3 separate regions of the Homo sapiens genome follow, and all the other regions are linked to region 3. A link is a contact called in ENCODE Hi-C or POLR2A ChIA-PET data. All regions are on one chromosome and are shown on one strand. The core of a region is the stretch at or near the end of the contact, and the rest is flanking DNA. Distances in the headings are between cores, read along the strand shown.

Evidence for each region. A loop is a pair of places that touch in the nucleus more often than their neighbours do. ChIA-PET counts read pairs that join two places held with the same protein, here RNA polymerase II (POLR2A). Pooled maps may share reads with other maps.
Region 1: a pooled map shows a loop between it and region 3 (2.1-fold over the local background). The contact joins the promoter of COL16A1 here to the promoter of TXLNA in region 3. A Hi-C loop is called at or near these places in 4 of 50 pooled maps. POLR2A ChIA-PET finds 5 or more read pairs at or near these places in 3 of 52 experiments (HEK293T, MCF 10A and PC-9).
Region 2: a loop to region 3 is called in a pooled map, with 3 times the contacts of the local background. The contact joins the enhancer-like site here to the promoter of TXLNA in region 3. A Hi-C loop is called at or near these places in 1 of 50 pooled maps. POLR2A ChIA-PET finds 5 or more read pairs at or near these places in 3 of 52 experiments (BJ, CD4-positive, alpha-beta T cell and WTC11).

The regions. Positions count from the first base shown.
Region 1 is chr1:31,702,579-31,706,313 of GRCh38, reverse strand. COL16A1 (collagen type XVI alpha 1 chain) reads left to right here and starts at 2,297. Exons shown (of 71, transcript NM_001856.4): 1 at 2,297-2,477. RefSeq lists a silencer at 827-876.
Region 2 is chr1:31,743,295-31,746,865 of GRCh38, reverse strand. ADGRB2 (adhesion G protein-coupled receptor B2) reads left to right here. Exons shown (of 33, transcript NM_001364857.2): 5 at 2,135-2,218; 6 at 2,509-2,673. Among named protein-coding and RNA genes, the nearest start is that of MIR4254, 14 kb to the left of the region's middle. RefSeq lists an enhancer at 2,048-2,097. Within about 2 kb of position 2,190, at least 3 of the 41 ENCODE cell types and tissues checked have a DNase peak (open chromatin) inside an H3K27ac peak, as active enhancers do.
Region 3 is chr1:32,178,071-32,181,692 of GRCh38, reverse strand. It overlaps TXLNA (taxilin alpha), which reads right to left and starts at 2,018. Exons shown (of 11, transcript NM_175852.4): 1 at 1,917-2,018; 2 at 1,179-1,379; 3 at 116-451. The coding sequence starts at 1,347. RefSeq lists enhancers at 1,015-1,064, 1,075-1,234, 1,355-1,434, 1,322-2,080, 2,081-2,840 and silencers at 1,635-1,814, 1,955-2,144.

The DNA.
Region 1 (3,735 bases), core at 1,048-3,547, 480 kb after region 3:
CACACATGTCTATGTGTACAGGCATGTGTCTGTGTGTGCACATTCGAGTATATACAGTGCTGTATGCAGGCATTCTGAGAATTATGTACCTGTGTTTGGATATGTCCAGGGATATATTTCTGTGGGGTAATCTGGGCTCTTACATGTGTTTCTGTGTATCTTTGATGTGGAGGCGTATCTTGAGTCTCTACACATCTGTGTGTAACTGTTTCTAGGGCCAGGGTGTGTCTGTGTGAACATGAGTGCCTATACATGCATATGGAGTCTGCGTACTCAAGTGCTGTGCTAGAACTTTACCTGACTGCGTGTTTCTGGATGTGTGCACGTATGTGTGGAAGGGAGGAAGGGGCATGGGCACATTCCTAGACTGTCTATGATAGTGTTTCTAGGCGTAAGGTGTGTCCCAGGCTTGGCTGTTCCTGTGAGCACCCTTGGGGTGCTGTGGGAAGGCATCTGGCTCTCCCTTCTCAGGTTCCTCCATCCCTGGCCCAGCCACCTGCCCTGTCTGGGGCACGGGTGGGAGCTGTCAGGATGGCATGGTGGTTAAGAGCACGTGCTGAGTCTAGGCTGGCTGGACATGAGTTCTGCTCCACCACTGACTAGCTGTGGGATCCCGGGCAAGTTGTGTTTTTCCTGTGCTGCAGGTTTGGGAATAAAAATGGAATTCTGCCTTAAGGCGTTGTTGTAAAGATCGAAGGAGTTAGCATATGTGAAGTTCTCAGCACAGAGCCTGACCTATATGCGCTTCCCACCTCTCCCGAGTGCCCACTGCTGGGGCAGCACCCTCTGGTAGGGCAGGCGGGGCCTGTGCCCACCCACCCCGCAGGCCAGAGTGCTCAGAAGGCCCCACCCCCTCCGCTTCCCGCCTGCTGAGCTCAGCACTTCCCAGGCCCCACCACTGCCACAGCCACATCTGGGGCCAGCTCCTCACTGGGACCACAGTGGGGCGCCTCTGTGGCGTGGTTGGGGTTTCCGCTGACTCAGCGCCTCTGGGTCTGGAGGCGGGAAATCCCAGGCCTGCCCCTACAACCTCCCCCTACCCCGGGTTAGCCGAGGCCACAGGGCTAGGCGCGTTGCTTCCACAGAGCCCCCAGAGCCCCCCTCAACTGGGGACGCTCAGTTTCTCCCTCTTCAGCCCAGCATCTCATGGCCTCTTGAACCTACTTTGTGGATCCTCAGCCTTGGTGCCAATAAATTTGCTTTCGGTCTACAGCGGGAGGAGACCCTTGGTGGGGATTCCACCTTGGTCAACGGCCCTGCCTCTGGGCAGAACTCGGAACATTACCGGCTCCTTCCTCCTCAGAGCTCCAATCTTTCAGCCCAGCTCAATTCCTCTTGCGTCCTTGGACCGTGAATATAAAGCAGGTCCCTCCCCAGTGCTGGTGTAAAGGCTTGAAATCCAGTCCCGTCCCCTGCCAGGGATCACAGTAATAACGATAATAGCAGCAAATATTTACTGAGCTCCTCTCATGTGCCAGACCGTGTGCTAAGCGCTTACAGCCTTTGGCCCATTTCCTGCTTACAGCAAAGGTCTATGAGGCATATACTCTCACGATCCCATCTTCCAGATGAGAAAACGGAGTATGGTTACACAGCACATTTGGAACCGCAAAGCCAGAGCAGGGGCCAGGGATTTGAGCCCTTCCAACCTCATGGAGTAAGGAGGAATAAGGGGACTCCCTCAGTCTCACTTCTCTGGGAGTCAGGCCAGAGCAGAGGGGGTTAATTTAGCACGGAGGAGGGAGGGGGTTCCCACCCTCCTCCTCCCAGTACAGACAGACCTAGGGACAGACTGACTGGGAATGTTAGGCAGAGGAATTGGAAAAAGCTGACCACCGAGGCTTGGGCGGCAGCCACATCATGGGTGCCACGCACTTGGGAGGAGGGTCTCTACCCTGCTCCCTCCACCCCTGTCCCCTCCCCGCCCCCCCACCCCGCAGCCTTCTGGGGGCCCAGCCAGGGACATGGAAAGGGGGAGCTCTTCAAACTCCAGGCCTGACTCTTAAAGGGCCCGCAGGAGCCCCCTTCCAGGGCAGCTCTGGGCACGTAGGGTCCCGCCTAGCTCGAGGATCGCTCACCTGGCGGTGAGGCAGGAGGGGCGGGCCTGGGAGCTCGGCCAGACCCGGGGCGGGGCTGTGCACCCCGCAGTCTAGCCGCCTCTGGTGCCGCTGGAGCCCCCTCTAGGCCCTCCTCCTCCTCCTCCCTGGCGGGCCGGTCCAGCTGTGTTCCATTAGTGTCCCTGGCAGGCCCCCAGCCCCCTGGAACCGCCTCTCTTCCCCCACCCGGAGTGGCCGGCAGTCCCCGGCAGGCGTGCGCCGGGCAGCAGACAGCCGGGAGAGCTCGAGCGCCAGGAAGCTGGGGACCCGTGACCGTCACGGAGAGATAGAGAACCCCTAGCGGACCTGAGGAACCTGGGCTCTGCTTCCTCCGCCTGCTGCCTGGACTGCTCAGTGAGGTGGGGGGATCCCCGGCCACCGGTAAGTAGGGATACAGTGGGCGGCCTCAGGGCTCTGGGCTGAGAGGCCCTTTCTGCCAGACTTGCTGTGTGACCTGAGGAAAGTGGCATTCCCTCTCTGGGCCTTGGTCGTCTTCTCTAGAGCGAGATGAGCTCTAAACTCCATCCTGGTTCTGACTCCCTGCGCCCAAATCTATGCCTCTGTGTTGGGGTGAGCCGTCTCCTTGGAAGCTTCTCTGGCTCTGTCCTTGCAGCCCTGCACTCTGGCTGGAGCCTGAGGAGTGGCGACCAGAGACTAGGAGCCGGAAGGGGACAGGATCACATCCATCCTCACGCCTCCACATGCACCCACATGGCGCCACAGCTGGCAGCCCTTCTATTGGCTGGCAGGAGGAAGACCAGGATAGGGTTTGAGAGCTGGGATGTGTATATCACTAGGATGGGGGATGAATAGGCAGGCTGGGGGCACAGTTCTGTCCCAGGGAGAAGGGGGCTGGAGTCCTATCTCCAAATATATTGGGGTAAGGGGTCCTTTCTGTTTTCATTTCCTATCCATGATTGAGGGAAGGAAAATTGGATTTCATTAGAGTTGGAAGGAATGCAGTCAGACTTGCATTAGAACTTCCCAACAGGAAGACCTACAGGAGGAGTGGTCATAGGCTGGCTGTGCGCATGTGGGTATATGCAAGCTGGTGTGTCTGGGTATATCAGCGAGCATATGTTTCCGTGAGCATGCCTGTGTGCAGATAGCTTTGTATGCACACTGGTACCACATATGTGTCCTTATGTACATGTACCTGCGCATCTGCATGTGCTGTGCTGACACATGCATGGCTCTGTGTTTGTGCACGTGAGCTGCCTGTCCTGGGGGAGGCCAGACGATGTATGGCTCTGCTGGCCACTTGCTGAGCCTGCATCGATTTATCTGGGCCCATCCATCAGGGTTTAATAAAACTAAAAGACAAGCATCCATCAGCTGGGGGCGGGGGTGGCTGGCAATGAGGTCCTGAGCCCTAGAGACCTGCTCTCCTGCCCACTATACCTATGGGGAAAGCTTCCTTGGCCCCCACACAGCCCTATGGAAGGCTGTGGCCCACAATCTCAGCCCAGTCACCAGCCCCTGACCCTGTGGGTGCCTGGGAGGGCTTCCTGGGCTGAGCTGGGTGCGCTAGTAAGGTATCAGGCTGGTATATATACCAGGACAGTGCACAAGATGCTAGACTTGAAATACTTCCACGTGTCTTGAAGAATAGCCTCTTCTTTAAGCCCTCATCACTATT
Region 2 (3,571 bases), core at 941-3,440, 430 kb after region 3:
TTCCTGGGCTGCCGCAAGGGGAGAATGCTGACAGGGTGCCGATGAGAAGGGATAATGGGTGGAGCCCTCCTGAGAAGGCTGGAGGAGGGGGATGCAGGCCCAGGCCACGGGGCTGGCCTTTGTGGGGAGAAGGGCTGCAGGGAAGTTGGTAGTTGGAGAGGCTGGGCAAGAAGCTGGGGGCTCCCGATGTTGAGGTCATCGCTGAGAGAGTGGGCAGAGATGAGCTTGAGGAGAGAGGACAAGGTGCAGTATGGCCACAGCGGGGAATGAGGAAGGAACAGAGCCAAGAAGGGCCACTGAGAAGTCCCGGGCGCCCAGCGGATGTGGAGCCCCTGAAGCTGTCATGGTGCCAGTTGGCACAGCCATAGATTTCTTCAGCAGCCTGGGGGTGGGCGTGGAGAGGGTAGCTTGTCACAAGGCTCCAGGGCTGGGGGAGGGGATCGAGGAGCTGGCACGCCTGGCCCTGCCACCTCCTCTGTGGTCCCAAGAGAGGCAGGGGCCAAGTGGAACTGCAGATGCTATTCAGAGGGAGTAGGCTCGGGTGGCACATGAGGGGCTGGAAGGGGTGGAGGCTGTGAAGAGAAGGGAGATGATAAAAATAAACGAGAATGACTGTCTTCTGAGCACTTGCCGTGTGCCAAGCAGGGTGCTGAGGGTTTCAAGGCCCTCCTGGCAGGGGGTCCTCACGTGAGTCCTGGGGGCGGAGTATAATGAATGTTGTTCTCCAGAGGATAAAGCAGGGTCAGAGAGGTGAAGAGACATGCCCGAGGCCACACAGCTGGTCAATGTCCACACCCCATTTGGGATCCAGGGTTAATTCACTCCAAAGCTCTTCTGGGAGTCCAGGTTTCAGAGATGGAGAAATTTCAGGGATCATGTGGATCAGGCCCTGGGGCTGGTGACTGACGTGGAGGGAAAGGCCCCAGAGTGGATGAGACCAGAGGCTGGGCTGGGTGGCAGTTCTGAGCCCCCAGCAGCAGATTTGCTCAGGGTGGCTGCTCCTCATGCTTGGTGAGAAAGAGCTTCCTCTCAGCTGCAGAGCCCGGGCTGGGCAGCAGGGGGCAGGAAGAGGCAGCCCTGGTGGGTCCCTTCACACTCAGCGTGCCTGTCCAGTACTGCTGGCTTTTAGAGATAGGAAGGAGCCTGGAGGTGGGGGAGAGGAGCACCTAATAGTCTGGGGATAGCATGGGGTGAGCCCATCCTCAAAGGCTCTTCCAGTCCCACCTGCTCATGCAGAGGCTGCTGGGCCTTTCCCTTCTGTGCCCATGTCTGCCCCTCCCTGACACCCCATTGTGGGAGAGGGCCCTGATGAGCTCATGTCTGTGCAGGAGGGCCAGGCTTTGGAGAATGGAAGCCACCAGGGCTGGTAGTGCTTCCAAGGCCTAGCCCAGACACATAAATCAGGGCAGCTGAGAGCCTGGTGGGGCCAGGGTCAAGGTAGCCTGGCCTCCTCGAGCACCTGCTGTTCTCCTGGCCTCAGGGCCAGCAGGAGAAAGGTCTGTTGGATGTGGGCACTTGTCCTAGGCCCCTTGGGTCTCAGAGGAGTGGCATTCTGACCTGTGCCTCCAGGTCACAGTCCAGTGCTGCTTGGGGAGCATGAACTGTATCTCAGAGATAGGCTCGGGGCCAGGGTTGCAGCAGCTCAGCTTGGATGTTTTTTCAGCCCCTAGGAGTCAGTACAATGGAGGAGCAAATGCAGCTGTGTGCTCTTGGACAAGGCACTTCCCCTGTCTAGCCCTCAGTTTCCTCATCTGTAAACAGAGATGATGGTTCTTCTTTCCAGTGAGAGGACTAAAGGAGAGGGTTATGGGCCGCACTTGGCACAGAAGCATTCCCAGAGCTCTTTCATATGGGCAGCCATGCCCCTTAAATCTCCCCCACATCTGGCTGAGGCAAGAGGTGGAAAAGATGACTGTGAGGTCAGGGCCTAGTCCTGTGTAGCCTTCTGAACCTCAGTTTCCTTGTCTGTGAAATAGTGGTGGTGGGGCAGAGGGCAGAATGTGATCCTGAGAGAGCATCATGCAGTTGGTTCCAGGCCCTCAGGCGGAGGGCAAGGAAGGCTGCCTTCACTGTGCCACTGTAACAGAACCTAGCTGGCCTTTGCTGAGCCCCTGCCACCACCTCCGTGTTCCAGGTGAGGAGCCGGAAGAGGAACCGAAAGTGAAAACCCAGTGGCCGAGGTCTGCAGATGAGCCTGGGCTATACATGGCGCAGACAGGTAACTCGGGCCCGCCTCCCTTCCTCTGCGGCGGGGGCCCGACTGTGTGCGTCTGGTGGTGTGTGTGCTTGGTGTGTGCCTGTCTGTCTCTGTCCTGCAGTTCAGTCGCGTCTGTGCCACATGAAGCTTGTGGGAAGGGCTGGGTGGCCTCCTGAAGAGCCTGTTACTTGGGGTCAGGGTAGGAGGAGCCCTCTGATGCCTGCCCCCACCTTACTGCCACTCCCCCTATCCCTATGAGACTGAGTGCTTGGGAGGTGCCCCCTGCCGCCGACGCTGTCCCTCTCTCGTAGGCGACCCGGCGGCTGAGGAGTGGTCCCCGTGGAGCGTGTGTTCCCTGACGTGTGGGCAGGGTCTGCAGGTGCGGACCCGCTCCTGTGTGTCCTCCCCCTATGGGACCCTGTGCAGCGGGCCCCTGCGGGAGACCAGGCCCTGCAACAATTCAGCCACCTGCCCAGGTAGGCCCATCCTCCTCCCCACCCCACCTGCCTGCAGGGTTAGGTCCTGCCTGGGACTTGGGCAGATTAATCTCCAAAATGGTTGGTTGCCTCCTCCTTTCATTCAACAAATGTGGCTGTTCCCCACACCATGCCCAACTCTGCGTACCATGCCAGCCCGGTGCAGGGCACTGGGGGCACAGATGGATCAGACCAGGGCCCATGCTACTGGGCCCGGTTCTGGGCACATCATTCCCCCAGTGCCTGCATCCTGGTAACCAAGGCTCGTGTTTTTACCCACTCCGCTCTGGCCATATCAGTAGCTTGCGCACTTTCCCACCTCCCTGCATTTGCTGATTCTTGTCCTATCCTTTCTCCCTGACCTTGGCTATTCAAATTCAGCCTGTCTTTCAAGATCTAAGACAAACGCCACTTCCCTGACCTTCCCCTCCTTCCTTTGGACACCCCCTCTCAAGGGAGCCTCCCCTAAGCCTCCCTCAGTTGAGTGTGTAGTTGTTAAGGAAATGCATGTGCTTGCTTGAGACGGCAAGGGCAGGGTAGCCTCAGCCAGTCCTGCTCCTTGCTCCCTGAGTGGGTGAAGTGAGGCCTAGGCCATGCCAGTGGTGCTGTGGATTTAGAGCAGGGCCTACCTGGGAAGGGCTCTTGGTACCTGGGGGTATGGCAGGAGTTTGCAAAGGCCTGGGGCAAAGCTGTGTTCCAGCGTGTGAGCTCGGTGTGTCGGTGTCCATGTAGAGGTTCATGTTTATTTGTGTGTCTGTGCGCTTGGGGCTGGGAAGGGCGCTTCTCTTGCCCCCGGACTGCTGTGTTGTATTCAGGCTCTGGGTCTAGGGGTGGGTGGGATGGGGAGGGGTGGAATGGCGTGGGTCCTGGGTCCTTTCCTGAATTTTCCTGTGCCCTC
Region 3 (3,622 bases), core at 769-3,268:
CTGCTCTGAGAAGTACCGTTTTCCTTTGAATCCTGGCAGAACAGACTGGCCCAGAGAACGTCAAGTCCAAACTCCCTCTCCTCACCAGCTTCACAAAGAGCCGCCCTCTGCTCACCCAAACCCTTGGCTTTTTTCTTCTCCTGTGGCCTTCGATGGTCTCGGTCTCCGACCTCGTCACTCTGCCGGATCTCTTCTGTGTTTGGATCCCCCTTGGAGGGTTCCTTCTCTCCATTGACTACTGGAGTTGGTTCAGGCTCCCCATTCCTTGCCACATAGGTCCGGGACTTCTCTGCATCTTCGGGTTCAGCCGGCTCACCCTGTGCCCCATCCTCGCCGGGGCCCCCCTGGTTATTGTCCACACAGTATGTGCTCAGTATGTCTTCCAGTTGGCGGCTCAGCTCCTCAGAGACATCACGAAGGGCCCCAGACTGAGCCGTTCTGGCTTGAGCCCCTACAGCAGGAGAGGATGAGGGGTAGAGTGAGAAAGAAGACGATTATACCACTGGTTGGGATTTTTCAGGCCCAGCCAAACTCATCAGTTTGAGTTAAATGTTGCCTAACTTTTTTTTTTATGGAAACTGAGAAGCAAGAATGGAGTATCATTCAGCAAATCTAGTTCCTGTCAGAATTTAGATTCGAAACATCTTTTAAATCAAGAAATTATAGTAATCGTTGCCTAACTTCTTTAAGTCTGTTTACTTGTAAAATGACACAACTATTTCTCACTACCACCCGAACATATTTGTTAGATCATAAAAGTATGTAAAGCATCAGCACACAGGGATGGCACGGAGCAACTTCTAGTCCATCTCCTTCCCCCCCACAAAACCATTTCTTGCCATTCAGATCATTCTAGAAATGCCTCAAACAGGAAGGGCAGTTAGCTGCTGGTGGCTGAGGTGTTTCTAACGGGACCTGGATTTCCTGACTGGGTGCCTCGTTTGGCTGCCACCTGACTTAATCCCGTCGGAGCTTCTCTCCAGAACTCTGTTCCTGTGCTTAGAGGGGGCAGCTCCGCCAACTCGCCAGAGCGCAGGGGGGACCGCGGCCCCCAGCACTGTCCTCTCATTCTACATCTCCTCCTCCCGGACAACCTGGCCTCGGCCTGTAAGTCCAGAAGCGAGGCCGACCCCACAGCTCCTCCCCCTGCCCGCTGGCAACGCAGAGCTGGCACACACCCTCCGGCTTCCGAGGAGCCTGGCTGCTGCCGGGACCTTCTGCTTCTACTGCAGGAGCCGCCTGGCTGGGCCGCTCCTGGGCTCCCTCGGGTCCTGCTTCCGGTTGTCCTGGGCTGCTTTTTGGATTGGATTGTTTGGCAGCCCCGTTCTTTTTGTCTTGGTTCTTCATTGTGATGAGCGATGCTGGGTCAGGAGAAGATCCTTTAGAAACAAACACAGTTGCTATTTTCCAGACTTCGAAATTCTTCGCAGCCTGGATCAGAAATCCCCACAGCAGGCGCACAAAGCTTCTTAAAATAAACGGACCGGCAGGCCCGGGCGGAGGGCGCCAACGGCTCTCTGGTCTTGGCGGGTCAGGAGAGCCCGACGTGCCGGGGCAGGCTTTCGGGGCGCAGCTCCCACAGCGGGTGAGGGAAGAGGCCTCTTCTCCCTGGAGCCACTTCCCGGCACAACCGGCCCCCTCGCGGCAGGCCGGGCGCGGGATTGGCTCAGGGCCGGAGACTGACGTGGCGGGACTCCCGGCACCGCCCCCGCCCCTCAGGCCCCACGTGCGCCCCCCGCGCGCGCAGCCACCCACGCCCCGCGCGCCCTCAAGCCGCGAGGCACGCCCGCGCATGCGCATATCCCCAGACAGCCCCCGGCCCACGCGGGGAGTTGGCGTGATTTCCCCACAGGCCGAGAACATCCCGGCCCGCACACTCTCAAATAGTCTCGCCCACCGGCCGCCGCTGCACGTACCTCACCGCCGACGTCCGATGGCTTCCCCACCTCTGGCCTCGCACCGGAAACCCCGAGTAACTGCTGCCGGCCAGCCGCCTGCTCCCGCCTCAGCCAATCAATAGCCGGCGCCGGCGCGGAGCTTGCTGGGAAGGACGAAGCGAGGGCGGCCTCGGAGGCGGGCGCCCCGGCAGGGCGGGGCAGGGAAAAGACTACGCGTCCCTCTTTACGCAGGGGCTAGCCGCAGATCCCAAGGTGCATAAGGGACTGTAGTCCTGGGAGTCCAAAAGGAGCCCGTCATTCTGCACGAGTGCCCATGTCAACCTTGTTTCTATCTCGCAGAAGCTATGCTTCAACTCCCAAAGCCTTGCGCCTGGCTGTTGTTTCCTGCAGGCCTCCATCAAACCTTCCTCCCTGGCCGTGAACAAATGTGACTCCATCCGGGAACTCCGAGGACTCGGGAAGAGGGATAGAGTCCTGGGCTGAGACTCAGGAGACCCATACTCCAGTCCCAACTTCATCACGGATTTGCTGTGTGGCTGGACGTTCTGTTCTCTCTCTGGGCCTCAATGTCCTTCTTCCAAAGGAGGCTTTTAATAACAATAGCAGTTCCTTGAACGCTTACTGTGTGCTTTCCCGCTATCTAATAGCTTGGTTCTCATAACCACTCATAGAAATAACTACTATCTGTTATCCCCATTTTACGGAAAAGGACAGTAAGAGAAAGGTTAGGTAACTTATCCAAGGTCATATCGATAGTGAGTGGTTAAAACAGGGATTCAAAACTGGTAAGTCTGAGACCAGCACCCAGGTAATTACCTGGTCTTTCACCCAGAAGAAACACTACCACAGCAGGTTTCCCTGAGGCAGTCAAGGTAACTTGTGAAAGTAGGTCATATTTTCCCCTCTCCATTACCATTTTGGCAGTCAGTTCCTCAGAAAGGTGCTGAGTTAGGCTTCAGGCATATTCATGAGCCTTTTCTCTACCCCACACTCTACAAAGTCTCACTGGGGTTAAAGTAGAAAAAACCCCCACAGTTCCCTACACATGAGATCACAATTCTGTATCCCCATTGCTTCTGGATAATGAAATCAAACCCAACAATCCTTGTGCCTGGAATTTGAAGCCTAAGAGATTTGACTTTTGCCAAACCCAAAATTTTTTGAGGCCCAGTTCAAAGGTCACTTCAGAGCCTTCCCAGTGCTCTGCAAACCGTACTTGCTCCCTAGGTCTGCAGAGTTGTTACAGCATTAGCAGTGAGGTGTTGAAATTACTATTTACTTATAAGTCAGTTAATTTTGCAAGAACTGTTGGCTAAATAGTCTAGTCCCAGAGCCTCGCATCAGGCTGTGGGTAGAGAAGATTGTAAACTGTTGTGCTAATTGAGCGTTGGTTTAGGGCTGTTAGGATGTTAAATATTTCCCCCAAAGGCTCAGTGAAAGACTTCAGAGCCGTGCATGTTGGATTTCAGATTTTCAGATTGGGGAAGCTCAACCGGTAAAATTTGAGAAAATCCCAAATTGGAAACACTTCTGGTCCCAAGCATGTTGGATAAGAGATATTCAATTTTTAGTATAATGATGGAACTGAGGCTCAGAAAGGTTGGAATCTAGATGTCCTGAAACCAAGGCCCTGATTATTTCTAGAAAAGCATTCTGGAAATCTCTTGAGAAGGCACCATATAAATCAGGCCTTGATAGATTTCCATATAACAAGGGTGTTCTAG